Linked DNA regions of Mus musculus: region 2 is linked to region 1. A link is a contact called in ENCODE POLR2A ChIA-PET data. All regions are on one chromosome and are shown on one strand. Each heading gives the region's core, a stretch centred on a gene start or an enhancer-like site at or near the end of the contact. The rest is flanking DNA. Distances are from core to core; before and after follow the strand shown.

Region 1 (7,540 bases), core at 3,411-5,910:
ACTTTTCATCTTAGTCAAATGTGTGCTTATGGAGAACCACCTGGGAAAGACAAAGTTATTAACACTCCCTATGGCAACAGTTAAGAATAGGATGTATTTTTTCAATGATATATCTGGCTAAAACCACAGGGAGTGCATTACAAGAGCAGAATGTGCTGCATCTGGACAGGACATAGAGGCCAGTGGCCATTGTTTACAAAAACAGGCTGGGATTATGAATAATGACAAGAGGCCAGGACCTCAGTTATAACTCACAACCACACCTCTCTCAATTCCAATCCAACTGGAGCTCTCAGCATTCAACTACCCCATTCTTGTAATAAATCTGACCAATATTTGCAGTCAAATGGATTGAAGGTCCCTTAGGGCATCTCCTGCATTGACCAAACTGATAATATATATTCTAAAAAAAAATCCTGAAGACACAATGATGACTTCAAACTGCCTTTCAACCTTCTAAGAGATAAAAGGGACTACCCATTTCACACTCTCCCTCTAACCCACATCCAAGGCAATCATCAGAGGGGAGACATGGTCTTTACCAAGTCCTCTAAGATAGAAAAAGGTCTCCTTGCATTGGTGCAGGGAATGGAGTAGGGGCCCCTCCCTCTCTACTCTGAAACAAAGGAAAAACCCAGAGTTCCAACCATGTGGTTTAACATTCAAGGCCACCCACCTCTCCCACTTCCCAGCTAAGGTCTCAATGAACTGTAGCCACATGGCTCTTCCCAGTGACTGGTCAGAAAGGGGCAGTGCCTTGCACAAACACAGACTAGGGCTCCTTCACTGGCATGACACCTCCTAAGGGAAATGCCCGAGAAGGGAAAGCCATGTGGGTATAGGTTTCGATTTGAGAAGCCAATTTAAGCAGTGGACTAGATGAGGAGACAACACTTGATTTCTCCAGGTCCACATTCTGCCTTATCCCTTCACGTTTTTGCTGAAAGGAAATGGACCTTTAAAAAGCATGTATTCTGGAGCAGAGGGCAACAACGCAGAAGGGTTAAACAATTATGTCTTCCTATTTTCCAGTTTCAGCACCACTCTGAGAACCTAACAGCCTAACTCTGTTAAGGTTTAAGTGAGGGGTGGAAACCAGTTTGGATGGCCTTATTCTTTCTGGTCTGTGATCTTTGATTGTATGCAGGGTGACCACGGGCCAGACAAGTACTAGGTACACCCAATATGGCTAGGGACTTCCTGAATTCAGTGTCTTGGCAAATCTCAAGCTTTAATACAGTACCAGAAAAACCCCACCTCTCCCAGGTCTCTCCAAATGGTTTCCCCTTCCCAAGGTTGCCTTTCCACCTGGGCTTCTCTACAACCTTTGAAATAAATGTCCAAACACCTGTCAGATTTCAGCTGTCCTTCAAGGAAGCTTGACTCAAGACACCCAAAGGCAAATAGCAGCTTTTTTTCTCTCTCTCTCCCCGGAGAACCTCCTGCCCCTCCCCCACCCTGCCCAGCCTTTGGGAAAAAACTGCCAAATTAATGGTCAGCCCCACAAAGATATTCCTAAAGCCCTCTTCTAGTGCCTATGGCCCCTGACACTGCTGATCCACCTATGAAACCACCTCTGGGGTCAACTTACCACCTGCTCCACCCAAGAAACAAACGCCCTGAAAATTGGGGTGGAAACGCATGCTTCACCAGTCCGCAGAACATATGCTTTATGCTAATTTTCAAAATCCTTACCTTTGACCTGAGTATCGTACTCTGCGATGATCTCCTTATCCTTTTTGAATTTGGCTGGAGACGTCATGTTTTCCTTCTTTCTTCCAAATCCGAATTGTGAATTGATAGATCCACGGGAAAAATCCAACCACTGATATCAATGCCTCCAAGGCCACTTCTCCCACAGGCAGAGAAATGCCCCGCGGTGGTATCCAGAGCTCCAGGAGAACACGAGCGGCGGGATGGGCAGCCGGCTACTGCACACACATGCAGACTGTGGGCGCTGAGGCCGGGGGTGGGGAAGTGGGGGGCGGCGGCGGCTGGCTTAAGTACTAAAGCCCTAACCACAACCGCAGCATTAACCAGGAGAACTGCAGCGCCCGGAGGCTGGCCTGGGGTCTGACATCAACGACACAGGCTGGGAGTGGAAGTCCTTCCGCACAACATGGTGTAGGGGATGCGGGGGTGTGGACGCGCCCAGCTGTGTCCCTAGGAGGGAGTGGGTTTGTCTTGGGGTGCCAGAGGAGGGCTAGGCGTTCTTCGCGGGATTGTGTGTGTGTGTGTGTGTGTGTGTGTGTGTGTGTGTGTTACCAGCTCAAAGATTCTGCAAATCAAATCCCAAAAGGGTGCCGCTGCAGCGCAGAGTGGGTCGGAAGTCTTTGCTCCGGTTCACTAGCCTGTAAATGCAAGAAAAGGGGGGAGGGGGCGATCAGTCGGAGGGAAGATCCTAATCGCAACAGGGGTGGGGTCGGGGATGACACTCCAAGTCCAGCTTTGGCCCATTCATCTTGGCCTAACAACGCCCGCTCCGCCCGAAGACCCGGCGTGGCGATCAATGTAGGGAGGAAAAATGTTCCCTCCAGGTTTTAAGGCAGAAAGAGAACACTTTGGAGCAGCCGGCAGCGCGTGCTCCGGGCGGAGACTGCGGCGGGAAAGCTGAGCTGCGGGTGGGGACTGCGGCACCTCGGCGCTTTCCCAACCCTGCTAGCCCAAGAGGGGTCCTCCCGCCTAGCCCGCGACGCGGCCCCTGACCTCCGGCTGGGGCACCTCCCAGACATCTACAGGATCCATACCAGAGGGGACAACCAGATGGGCACAACTTTTCTTCCCCTGCCACCCCTCCTCCCAGTTGTTTTGTTTTTGGTAACTAGCTTCTCCTGGCAGCAAAACCGGGGAGGGGGGTGAGGGGGGTGGAGGGGGGACGCTGCAGGAAGGGCCCGCTCCGCACGGGACATCCAGGAAAACAATGTGGTCGGCAGAAGCAGGAAACGAGCTAGAGGCGAGGGTCTAAACCGGGAAAACCCGGAGATGGGAGGCGGCAGGCGGCGGTAGCCTTCCCCAAGCCAGGTATGAGAGTGACTCTAAATGGCACCCCCCCCCCAGTATTTTTTTTGTCCCCCAAGCCTAGGGATCACAAATACCGCACCCAATCCCAGTCGGGTGGGAGGCATCAGTGAGAGTCGCTCCGGGAGGCGCGAGAGGCGGCGGCAAGGAGGCTGAGGGAAGAGCTCCAATGCTGCGGCGGGCCCCTGCCTCCTAGGCCGCCCTGTCCCCGCCGGCGCACAAGCGGCTCCAGGCAGTGTCGCCTACTCCCGGCGGCTGGAGGAAGGGCCGCGCGCAGGAAGAGCGAGCAGAGGCCGCGCGGTGCGGGAGGACAGGAAGCAGGAGGCGGGCGTGAGGTGGGGTCCTGAGGCAGGAGAGAGCCCGGGCCAGCTCGAGCCGCCCAAGCTTGGACGACCAGAGAGGGCGCCGAGAGGACGGCTTTGGGGGCGAGGCAGTGAGGGAAACCGCGGTGGACCGCTGCAACGTGAAGTGTAGGATGTTGGCAACTTTCGGGACCCGCATGAGGTTTGGGTATCAGAGTGGGTGGAGAAGCCCTGGGAGACAGACTGGAGGGCTGGACGGAGAAAGCACCCTGCAAGCCGTGAGGAACACCCCATCTTTCCGGGTCCTGGGCTGGCAGCCAAGGCTAGGAGACCAGGGACGAGACCAGCGGACCGTTACGGCGAGGCCCCTAGGTGGACCCGGCCAACCGTGTGCAAAGGGGCTGCGGGAGGGCGGTGTCGCCGCGTGAGGACCGTCCTCGGCAGTGCAGGGATGGGCGGAGAGATGAACAGTCCCGAGAAGTATTATGGGCTGCACTGGGGGATTTGGAGGGCCGGGGAGGGCGGTATGAGGACCGCGGGCGGCGACACGGCTAAGGCGGCGCCGAAAGCAGCAGCATCCGCAACGCGTCCACCCGCCCAGTCCCGGTTTGTTCAGTCAGAGCAGCAGCAGCCGGGCGTACGGGGAGGGAAGGGGAGAAGGAGCCTTTACCTGGCTCTGCCGCGACCGGTCCCAGGCCCAAGGTTCCGCTTCCCACTTAGCGTTCTCCTCCCCGCCACCCTCTTCTACGCAGTTCGGCCCCCCAGTTCCCTAAGGAGACTCCGCCAACTCCGCAAGACCCCGCCGGGAAGCTGAACCCACCCCTTTGCCAATCACCGCCCGCCTAATAGCGACTGACGGGGACTATAGCCAATAGGAACAACTGATCCATAGACGCCAGGAGTAGAGGCGGGGCTGACGAAACTTAGAGGTGTGGCGAACACTAGCTGCCTAGGCGCAGTCCTAGAGTGAGCTCCTCCCCGGCCTGTGGAAGCCTAAAGTAAAGCTGATGGGCGGGATAAAATGGAAGCGACAGCCAAACACAAACTCTCAAGAGAAGACGGGACCAATCGGACCGGGAAAGGGAGGAGGGAAGTTCAGCCAATAAATAGTAGAGAACGGCCTGGACCTTAGTGTATCCACCAATAAGAAACTCGGGGTGTGTCTTCCAAGTTCACAGGGGGGAGGGTTTAAGCCGAGCAGATGCTGGCCAATGATCTTAGGGGCTGAGCTAATATTAACCAATCAGAGAGCCGATCTGATATCGGCACCGTTACTGGGGCGTGGCCTCTGAGCTCACGTCAGGAGAAGGCCCTTGGCCTTCCAATGTGGGTCTGGGGCAAATTCTAGTCCTCCCAATCCCTGCTCGGCGCAGGCAATTCAAACTGACAGCGGGTTAGAAAAAGCAGAGAAAGCGGAAGAAAGAGCAAAACCCGGCGTGTTCGCTGACTGACTGCAGCGCGAACTGAGCCTATTCCGAGGCTTCTCCCCTCCACCTCGCTACACCGCTGCTCACTTCGGAGCGACCGCTGTGGAAGAGACCTTACGGGTTACGGGCCGCAAGTGCGAGAGCTCGGCCGGGAGAGGACGCCGAGAGCCGTGGTGCAAGGGAGAAAGCCCACGGGCGAGCTCCGAGAAGAGGGAGCGGGACGGGGCCAGAGCCCGCGTGGAAAGGGCTGAGGGGCGTTGAATCCTACGAAGAAGCCGCGTGGAGCTGAGCAAGAATTGGAGCGCTCTGCGGGCGGAGCTCGCGCTGGGAGTGGTCAGAGAGGCGAGGCTTTAAAGGGAAGAAGCCCGCTGGGAACTGGGAAATCGCCCAATTCCGGAGCCGGGGTCGGAGCTGAAGAGTAGAAGATTCTTGAAGACCAGAGAAAGTTAAACCTGTTGCGGAAGTTTCCCTTCAACTCCACTTGTCTCTCCCCACCTTGAACTCCATTTCCCTTCCCTCCCCAAGTCAAAAGGAAGTAAAATTTGCTCTTCCTACTCAATAAATACTAAGTTTCCCTTTCCACCAGGAAAATAGGACTCTCTTCCCAGTTTTAGAGCGTAGAGAACGAGAGGCCTTCCGTCTTGATTGTTAGCCTGAGGAAATCAAAGTTTCCCCTTTCAAAATTCTGCACCTCTTTCAACGTGGGACGCTATGTCTACCAACAACTGTACTTTCAAAGACCGATGCGTATCCATCCTGTGTTGCAAATTCTGTAAACAAGTTCTCAGCTCTAGGGGAATGAAGGCTGTTTTGCTGGCTGATACTGACATAGACCTTTTCTCTACAGACATCCCTCCTACCAAGTAAGTCTGACGGGTGGCCCTTTAGCTGGACAGTGGATGGCATGGGTCCCTGGGAGTCAAGGTTATCATTTGGTGTTCTAGCCACTCCCACCAGTCTGATGATTCCCTTGGAGTTTATCTAAGTGGGCAGACTGTCTGGACAAAGCCTGTGGTTTGCCCAGCGTGGTCAGTACTGAGGTCACTCTTCCAGGCCCTTAGAGTCATGTGTCTGTGCATCCCTTATGTTGACTCTTAAGGCTCAATGCCATGTCCAAACACCCTTCCTCACTGAAGCAAGTCTTTAACAGCCACTTGGAAAGAAGTGTGTAATGATTCATTTAAAGTGAAATTCATGGTTAATAAAGATAGCAAACTTGAGCATTTTAAAACATAAGGAAGTAAAACTATACATAGAGCCTCTGCACCCCTTTGAAATATTTTGTGAATTTGCTTAGGTAGTCATCATTTATTACCAAGGTAAATGAGGTGTTATTTTGTTTGTGTAGGTGCACTTGTATAACGAAATAGCAGTAGATAATAAAACCGTAAAACCAAATGTCCCAAAGGTTCTATGATCCCAATGTTGTTTTAGTTAGATATGCTCACGTAAAAATCTGAAATATTCTATCTCTTCAACATAAAACTGTGGTCATAAGGAAGTCTCAGGTTGGGTTGTTACATGTTGGAGTCTAGCATAGAATCAGGTTTTCTGTATTGCTTGTTTTTCTCTATTGGAATTATAATCACAGTGGATTCATGTGCCAAGATGGGTGTGGATCAGTGAATGCATTGATTTTTAAGATTTATCTTATTATTTTGTCACTCTGTGTACTTGTGTGTATGTTTGAGGAGGGGTGGATATGGAAGGTACTCTCCAGGCTAGAGATGGAAGGTCCTCTGGTTTGGACAGTTGTGGGCTTCATGATATGGGTGCTGGGAAGTGACCTGCAGTTCTCTGCAAGAGGAATAAATCTGCCAAATGTCTATAGTAAGCACAAATATTACCCAACTCTTACAAAATTAACTATGATTATAGTTGAGAGTCTAATTCAGCTCTGAATTTATGAAATTTGCGCCAAATCACAACTAAAAGTGTCATTGGGGTACTGTGGAAAAATCAGGGCCCTGGCTGCAGGACTTTGAGATGGTAAAGCTGCTATAGAGAAACGATTTGGTGGTTCTTCATTCAATCAGAATTACCATATGATCCATATTAATTCCACTTATAGGTATCCATCCAAAGAATTCAGATGAGCATCTTGTATTTATAGCAGCAGCACCCACAATTTAAAAGATAGAAGTCATCTAAGTCCCCACTGACTCGTCCCATAAGTGGGTGCCCAGAAGGTTGCCTTAAAGGAAAGAGATCTTGTCACACGCTGTAATGGGGTGAACCTTGAGTACATTATGCTAAATGGGACAAACCAGTAACTAAACAACAAATATGGTATGACTCTGCTTATTTGAAGTATCTGAAGAACAATAGTGATAGCTAGGAAGTGGGGAGAGGGGAAATTGGAGGTTGTTATACAGTAAGTATAGAGTTTCAGTTTTGCAATATGAAAATGGTCTGGAGAGTCATCCCACAACAGTGTGATGATATTTAATACTTTTAAACTGTACATATTTAAAAGAAAGGTGGAATTCTTGGAATATAGCTCAATGATAGCATGATTGCCTAGCATTTATAAGGTCCTGAGTTCTATCCCTACTGACACACACACACACAGTTTTTAGAGAGGACATATGACAAATTTTTATCTCATTTTAGAATTAAAAGTCTTGGTATATTTGACTGTCTGTAAACTTTTTTATCCTCCAGCACAGTGGATTTCATTGGAAGATGCTATTTCACAGGAATCTGCAAATGTAAACTGAAGGACATCGCATGTTTGAAATGGTAATTTGTGGCACTGTTGTCAATAGCCTGAGTTTGGAAGGTAGATATTGA
Region 2 (7,153 bases), core at 3,702-6,201, 340 kb after region 1:
GCTACCTCCCCAGGTCTTATTATAACATTTACATACATACACACATATATGCATACACATACATACATACGTGCATACATACATACATGCATACATACATACATGCGTACATACATGTGTACATACATACACACATATGCATGCATACATACATTCATACACATATACACACATGTATACAAACATACACGCACACACACATATGCATACATATATACATACATACAATTATTTTGGTCAAAATAACCCCCTATTACTGTCCCTTGCCCTCCTCTCACTCCCACTGACTCTGTTCCTCTTTCATGTCCCACTTTCACTCTTTCTGTGGTGCCCACAATGGGTTGAATCAGGGTTGCTTGCCGGAGCATGGGTGAGCTTAGTTACAGGGGCATAGGCAACTTACCCGTGGCTACACCATTGGGAAAAAAATGTCCTTTGCTGGGTATGGCAGCCTTTAATCCCAGCACTCAGGAGGCAGAAGCAGGCAGAGGCAGATCTCTGTGAGATCCAAGCCTGAGTGGTCCACATAGAGGCTTCCAGGGCAGGCAGGGCTACCTAGAGAATCCCAGTCTCAAACAAACAAATTGTCTCTCCCCTGACACCATTAACTGCCAATTTCTTGGAGAATGGAAGGACTTCATAAGTCCTTTCCCTGCTCCCTGCTCCCTGTTCCATGATAGACTGTTAGTGAGGCCAGTCTTAGCAGGTCTTGTGCAGAGGATCACAGCTGCTGTTCATGTGTTCATTTGTACAACAACTAGAAGATAGAATACACAACGCCCCACCTACTTCTTCCTTTAGTTTTTCCTATCTTTCTACCACCTCTTCTGCAGTGTTCCCTGAGCCTTGGATGGGGTAATACGGGTATCCCATTACTCCTCAGCACTTTGACCAGGTAGGGATCTCTGCAATGAACCATCACCCACTACAAGAAGCATCTCATACCAATGCTGAAAGCAATGATCGATGGGAATAAATATAAATACTTATAAGGCTGTTTGACAGGTACAACGTATCTATCCATTTAGCAAAAGCAACAATAGTAGTTTTCCCACTAGGTCTTAGGTCTCCCCAGCCACAGGCTTCTGACAAGGTTTACAATAAGAGATGTGAATGCTCTGTTGAGATGCCGGCCTTAAATACAATTATAAAATACTTTGGGGGTAGACAGGTGGAGAGATGACTCAACATTTCAAGAATGTTTGTTGCCCTTCCAGAGGACCAGGGTTCAATTCCCAGCACCTCACAACATGAAGGCTCATAACCATCTGTAACTACATTGGTTATGGTAACTATTAGGGGATCCAATGCCTTCTTCTGACTTCCATGGAGACCAGCACACATGTGGTACACAGACATACATGCAGGCAACACACTCATACACATAAAGTAAAAGTAACAATAGAAGTGACTGGTTGTCCCCAGAATAGTCACACCTTTTCTGCACCACTGGACACATCTTGCTTGGAGTTGAGTGTAGCACACATACAGGGTTTACCATCCATGACACCCCTTCCCCAGCAGCCTGTGTAGCCCCTGATGGCAGAGATGAAGCTTCCAGTTCAGTTCTCTACAGACTGCAATCAAAGCATGTGGTACTATGAAAAATAGGGTCCTACCTTCTAGATCTGCTAACCAACCAACAACAAGAGCAATTCCTTGTGTTGGTTTAGATCCTCAGAGGCGACACTGAGAAACATTTTTAAGAATAAGGATGTACATCCCACAGTCACATCTCTGACTCATAATTGTTTCTATCTGGAAGAATTATACAGATGGAAATAGAAAGGAAGAGAAAAAGAAGGTCCAGCGACAGGCCCAAAGTGAGATCCAGCTCAAGGAGAGGTCCCAAGGCCTGACGCTATTACTGAGGTTATGGAGTGCTCAAAAAGAGGGATCTATCATGACTGCCCTCCAAGAGACCCAGCAAGCAGCTGAAAGAGTCAGATGCAGATATTTGCACCCAACCAATAGGCAGAAGCAGCTGACCCCTGTTGTTGAATTAAAGAAGGCTGAAAGAAGCTGAGAAGAAGGGCAACCCTGTAGGAGGACCAGCAGTCTCAATTAATCTGGACCCCTGAGATCTCTCAAACACTGGGACACCAAACAGACAGCATACACCAGCTGATATGGGGCCCCCAACACACATACAGTAGAGGACTTCCCAGTCTGTGTACATTCAGAGATGATGCACCTAACCCTCAAGAGACTGGAAGCCCAAGGGAGTTTAGAGGTCAGGTGGGGTAAGGGTTGGGGGCATCCACATGGAGACGGGGTGGGGTGGGGAAGAGGTGTGGGATGTGAAGCAGTCAGTGGAGGGGAGATGGGGGTGGGGCTGGGAATGGAATATGGAGTGTAAAAAATAAATTTAAAATAAAATAAAAAAGAATAAGGATGTGGTGACTAACTTTTTAAAAGGAGTGATTGAGGTGAATGGATGTATATAAAAAGAATTAATAGCCGGGCGTGGTGGCACACGTCTTTAATCCCAGCACTCGGGAGGCAGAGGCAGGCAGATTTCTGAGTTCGAGGCCAGCCTGGTCTACAGAGTGAGTTCTAGGACAGCCAGGGCTATACAGAGAAACCCTGTCTCGAAAACAACAACAACAACAACAACAAAGAATTAATAATGCTCCAAATATGAATTCTACATGAAAGATGAGGCTAACGGCTGCCACCCTTAATGATGGAAGAGATGAGGAAGGAGTTTTTGCAGTGATGTGTAAAAGGAAGGCTGCGGTGGATCTGCACAAGTGGAGGTTCCTTTCTCAATACTGAACATAATTATTTGGAAATAAAGAACAAATAAAGTGGGCTGGAGAGATGGCTCAGCAGTTAAAAGCACTGATTGCTCTTCCAGAGGTCCTGAGTTCAATCCCCAGCAACCACATGCTGGCTCACAACCATCTGTAATTGGGTTCGATGCTCTCTTCTGGTGTGTCTGAAGACAGCAACCATAAAATAAATCTTTAAAAAAATATAAAGCTGGGCGTGGTGGTGCATGCCTTTAATCCCAGCACTCAGGAGGCAGAGGCAAGCGGATTTCTGAGTTCGAGGCCAGCCTGGTCTACAAAGTGAGTTCCAGGACAGCCAGAGCTACACAGAGAAACCCTGTCTCGAAAAACAAACAAACAAACAAAAACAAAAACAAAAAACAAAAAATATATATATAAAGAACAAATAAAGTGAAAACAGATATACTTGAAGCCATGACTTAAAGACTATAGAATAATTAACCCAGAGACCAATCCTTAGGAAATGTTTAAAGGGATAGGATAGGGAGATCCCAGAAAAGAAAATTTAAAAAGTGATCACCAGAAGAAACAGCAGCACAGAAGCACAAGGCAATAAATGCCAAAGAGTGTTGAACAATGGCAAAGCAGTAACAACTAACGCAATCCTTAAAGGTGAGTGGAGGAGAGAGGACTGGCAAACGTGGTGATTAGAACAAAGAACATCGAGGGGGGGGAGTTATATGGAAATGTTGTAATGGAAGGTATTACTTTGTTTACTAACTTTAAATTTCCAGTTTTTAAGAGAGAGGAAGGGAGAGAGTAGTGGAAGAAACCAGCCCCAAATGTGTACGAGCTTGCGCACATGAGCACACACACAAAGCTGCATACTGTGTGCATGCATTCCAGTGGAGGGAGTAGAAGCAGAAACAGAAGCAAATGGATCTGGAGCTCAAAGCCAGCCTGGGCTACATAGACTCTGTCGAAAGGAAAAAAGAAAGAAGAGAAGGAGAAGGAGGAGGGAGAGGAGGAGGAGGAGGGCTGGAGATGTAGCTCCGATGGTAGAGGACTTGCCTAGCATGCCTGGATTTACTCTCCAAAACTACAAAACTGGATGTTGTTACAATTGAACCACAAGTTCTATGGTCTACTGTCAGAAGTTGACACCAACTTAGGCTACAGAAAATCCTCTCTCAAACAAAAAACAAACAAACAAACAAACAAACAACAACAAAACAGCCAAAAGGGGAAAAAAGTGAAGCTTATTCTACTAGCCACAATTTCTAGCTAAAGGACAGGCAGGACAGAAAAATTACAGGTAGGAAAAGTAAAAATATTTGCCAATCATTTTATGAGTATTCAGAATTAATAGCAGCAACAAAAGGAAATGTCCTGGTGCTCAAACGCTATGCGTGGCTGGTGTAAGAAATGTGGAAGTGTCAATGAGGAACTATCTCTTGTTTATTCTGCATTGTTATTGCTATAGCTAGTTATTAAGTGTTGTAACTTTTGACATAGATTTTTTTTAAAAGGTTGATCTTTTGGGTCAAATGTCCCCAAATGTGCCTGTTATTGGTCATATGGAAAATTTGACCTTGTCTTTACAAGGCTCGAGATTTGACTCTGTAGTTAAGACAACAGGAAATGGACTTCACTTGGAACTTGGACATTTATCTTTGTGTTATAAAACCTTTAAAATATGGCTAATAAGAAAGGCCGTCTAGAAATCTTTAAAATGTGATTTTAAGAAAACATCTGGGGGAAAGATTTAGACAGGAGAGATCATGGTCTACGTAGTTCAGGGTGACCCAAAGTTGCTTCCAATCTCTTGTCTTGCTCTGGGGAGAGGAAGTGGTGGGGTTAGGGGTCCTTGAACACACTTGTTGCAGAAGACGATGGATGAACTAGGGTTTTATGATCCTCCTATTTCCATCTCCCCAAGGCCTGGATTGCAAACCTGTGCTTCGACGCCAAACTTTAGAATTGTTTTTAAATAGATTTCTAAATTCTTTAAAGTTTGAAAACCTTAAAACTTTTATGTAAATTTGCTCAAGATAGCTAGGAAACTACATTTCCCAAGAGTGTACGTGGCAAGTCGCCACACTGGTCTGGTCGCTTTACCAAGAGGCACACTGGGAAATGTAGTTCTCCGAGCAGTGGGGCTCACAACGTTTTTGACGGAAGACTGGGAAGTGCGCCGCCAGTGGCAGGACGGGGACCGGACAAGGACTCTGCACAACCTCAATTTTGTGTGTGCGGTCCGAGAAAGGGTCTAAGTCATCTGTACTTCTCTAAGCAAGGTGCTGGCCACGGTTCAATGCTGGCGAGCGACTCGGAGGTCCCTGAAAGGAAGGTGCCAATCGCGGAGGGTCGAGCTGGTACCCGCCCCACCCAGGCTGCGGCCGCGCGGGGAGGAAGCGCGCACAGGCCGAGTGCAAAAGTTTCCTTTTCTGCTTTCCAGTCAGAGAAGCTTCAACCAACCGAGGGTGGAGATGCCTGACTTCAATTGGAAGAGAACCCGGGAGCCAAAGGGGTTGAAATAAGCGACTTCCCGGAAAAACAAACTATCAAAAAACCTCTCCCCACCACTAGCCATGGGCAGCCGAGATCACCTGTTTAAAGTGCTGGTGGTGGGGGACGCCGCCGTTGGCAAGACGTCTCTGGTCCAGCGCTACTCCCAGGACAGCTTCAGCAAGCACTACAAGTCCACCGTGGGAGGTGAGCGGTCACGGGTGACTAGGAGCAGGGGTCGAGGCTCGCAGCCGGTAGCCTCTGGGTACCGAGGTTGCCTCTAAGGGGTCCCCAGCCTACCTACAAAGATAGGGCCAAAGTATACAGGTGAGAGATGGTGAAGGGGTCTGAGCCGGGGACTATTCACCGCAGAGAGCAGAGCCCTCCCGCAGCCATGCGCTGCCCAGAGCAACTTCTCCAGTCAGCAAAGTCAGCTGAGTCCCGGTTCAAGTGCAGGCTGGGGCAGTTACCCTGCTTCCTACCAGCATCCGACGGGTGTTGAGGAAAGAACCCCGTTACCTTAGGAGGAAAGCCCAGGAGCTAAGCAGTCAGAGGTGTGGGGAAGACTGGAGGACAGATTCCGGTCAGGTCTGATGAGCCCTATGGTGTCATTAGTGAACTGAGTGGGAAATGTGAGGAATTCACGAAAGAATGTGAAATACCCTCGAGTGGCCTGTCGTCTTCTCTTGCACTGGGGAAGGCAGGGAGGAAGAGAGAAAGAAGCACTAAAAGTAAATTCATTTCTTTCCCAGTGTGGCCTTTGGACTCTGCTGAACTGTCCACCTGTCGGTCTGTCTACCCCAAACACACAGACACAGACACAGATACACACAGACACACACACACCTCCACCACCACCACAAGGAGAAGGTAGTTAACAAGGTTACAGTAATGTGAAAGAATAAAATTACATTTGTTTTTTTTATTTTGTTTTGTTTGAGACAGGGTTTCTCTGTATAGCCCTGGCTGTCCTGGAACTCACTCTGTAGACCAGGCTGGCCTTGAACTCAGAAATCTGCCTGCCTCTGCCTCCCAAGTGCTGGGATTAAAGGCATGCGCCACCACGCCCAGCACATAAAATTACATTTGTACCAACACAGATTTACATGTGAAAGTTTTTTTATTAACTCTTTTCTTTGAAATGAAAACTTTATAGAATATTTCAAAAACTGTTTCCTGACTACTTTGCCCACCACTCCTAAATACAAGTCCTTATTTCATGGATTTTGGGTTAAAAATGTCCTGTGAATTAATTTTTACCAGTGGACTGTTTTCCGACAGTATGAACATACTGATTCTGGCAAGTTTTGTTTGTTTTTCCCAATGTTTATTATAAATTCTCCCTCGTTTTCACTTCTGTCACAGATGTAGAAGAAAGAATATGTTTCTGAACTGAAATTATTCTGTGTTTCTCCTTAACAAGTAGCTTTTCCAGCATAGTGTGGTTGTCTCTACCTTTAATTCTAGCATTCAAGAGGTTGAGGCAGGAGGATCTCAAGTTGGAGCTAGGCTCTACTATCCGACTTTGGGAGGTTCCCCTGGAATAGCTGTTCAGTCCAACCTCATGGAGTTTCAGCATCTGCAGACCCGTGGGGGATTCAGCACAGCTCTTAAGCAGCATCCATGTCTCAACCTCTGCCATCTTGTTCATTTAACCAGTACCTGCTGGACATATACCATAGCCTTAAGGAGGATACAGAGGTTTTCACTGTATTTTCTCATAATACTGTTTGATTAGATACTAACAGTGAAGTTAAGATGGAAGATACAAAGCTAACCACCTTACCTTCCTTTCCTCCATCTCCCCCACCATTCTTTCCTTGAGAACCCCCCACTTAAAAAACATCCCAGAAACCATTTAACCTGAGAACAGGAATAATGGTCATAACCATGCCCATAACTTTCTTGAT

What was found. ChIA-PET counts read pairs that join two places held with the same protein, here RNA polymerase II (POLR2A).
Region 2: POLR2A ChIA-PET joins it to region 1 with 10 read pairs in embryonic stem cell. The contact joins the promoter of Rab29 here to the promoter of Fam72a in region 1. POLR2A ChIA-PET finds 5 or more read pairs at or near these places in 4 of 5 experiments (Patski and embryonic stem cell).

What each region holds. Positions count from the first base shown.
Region 1 is chr1:131,523,243-131,530,782 of GRCm38, forward strand. It overlaps Fam72a (family with sequence similarity 72, member A), which reads left to right and starts at 4,661. Exons shown (of 4, transcript NM_175382.4): 1 at 4,661-5,610; 2 at 7,412-7,489. The coding sequence starts at 5,459. It overlaps Srgap2 (SLIT-ROBO Rho GTPase activating protein 2), which reads right to left and starts at 4,119. Exons shown (of 23, transcript NM_001081011.2): 1 at 3,991-4,119; 2 at 1,696-2,351. The coding sequence starts at 1,762.
Region 2 is chr1:131,862,326-131,869,478 of GRCm38, forward strand. It overlaps Rab29 (RAB29, member RAS oncogene family), which reads left to right and starts at 4,952. Exons shown (of 6, transcript NM_144875.2): 1 at 4,952-5,085; 2 at 5,194-5,450. The coding sequence starts at 5,327.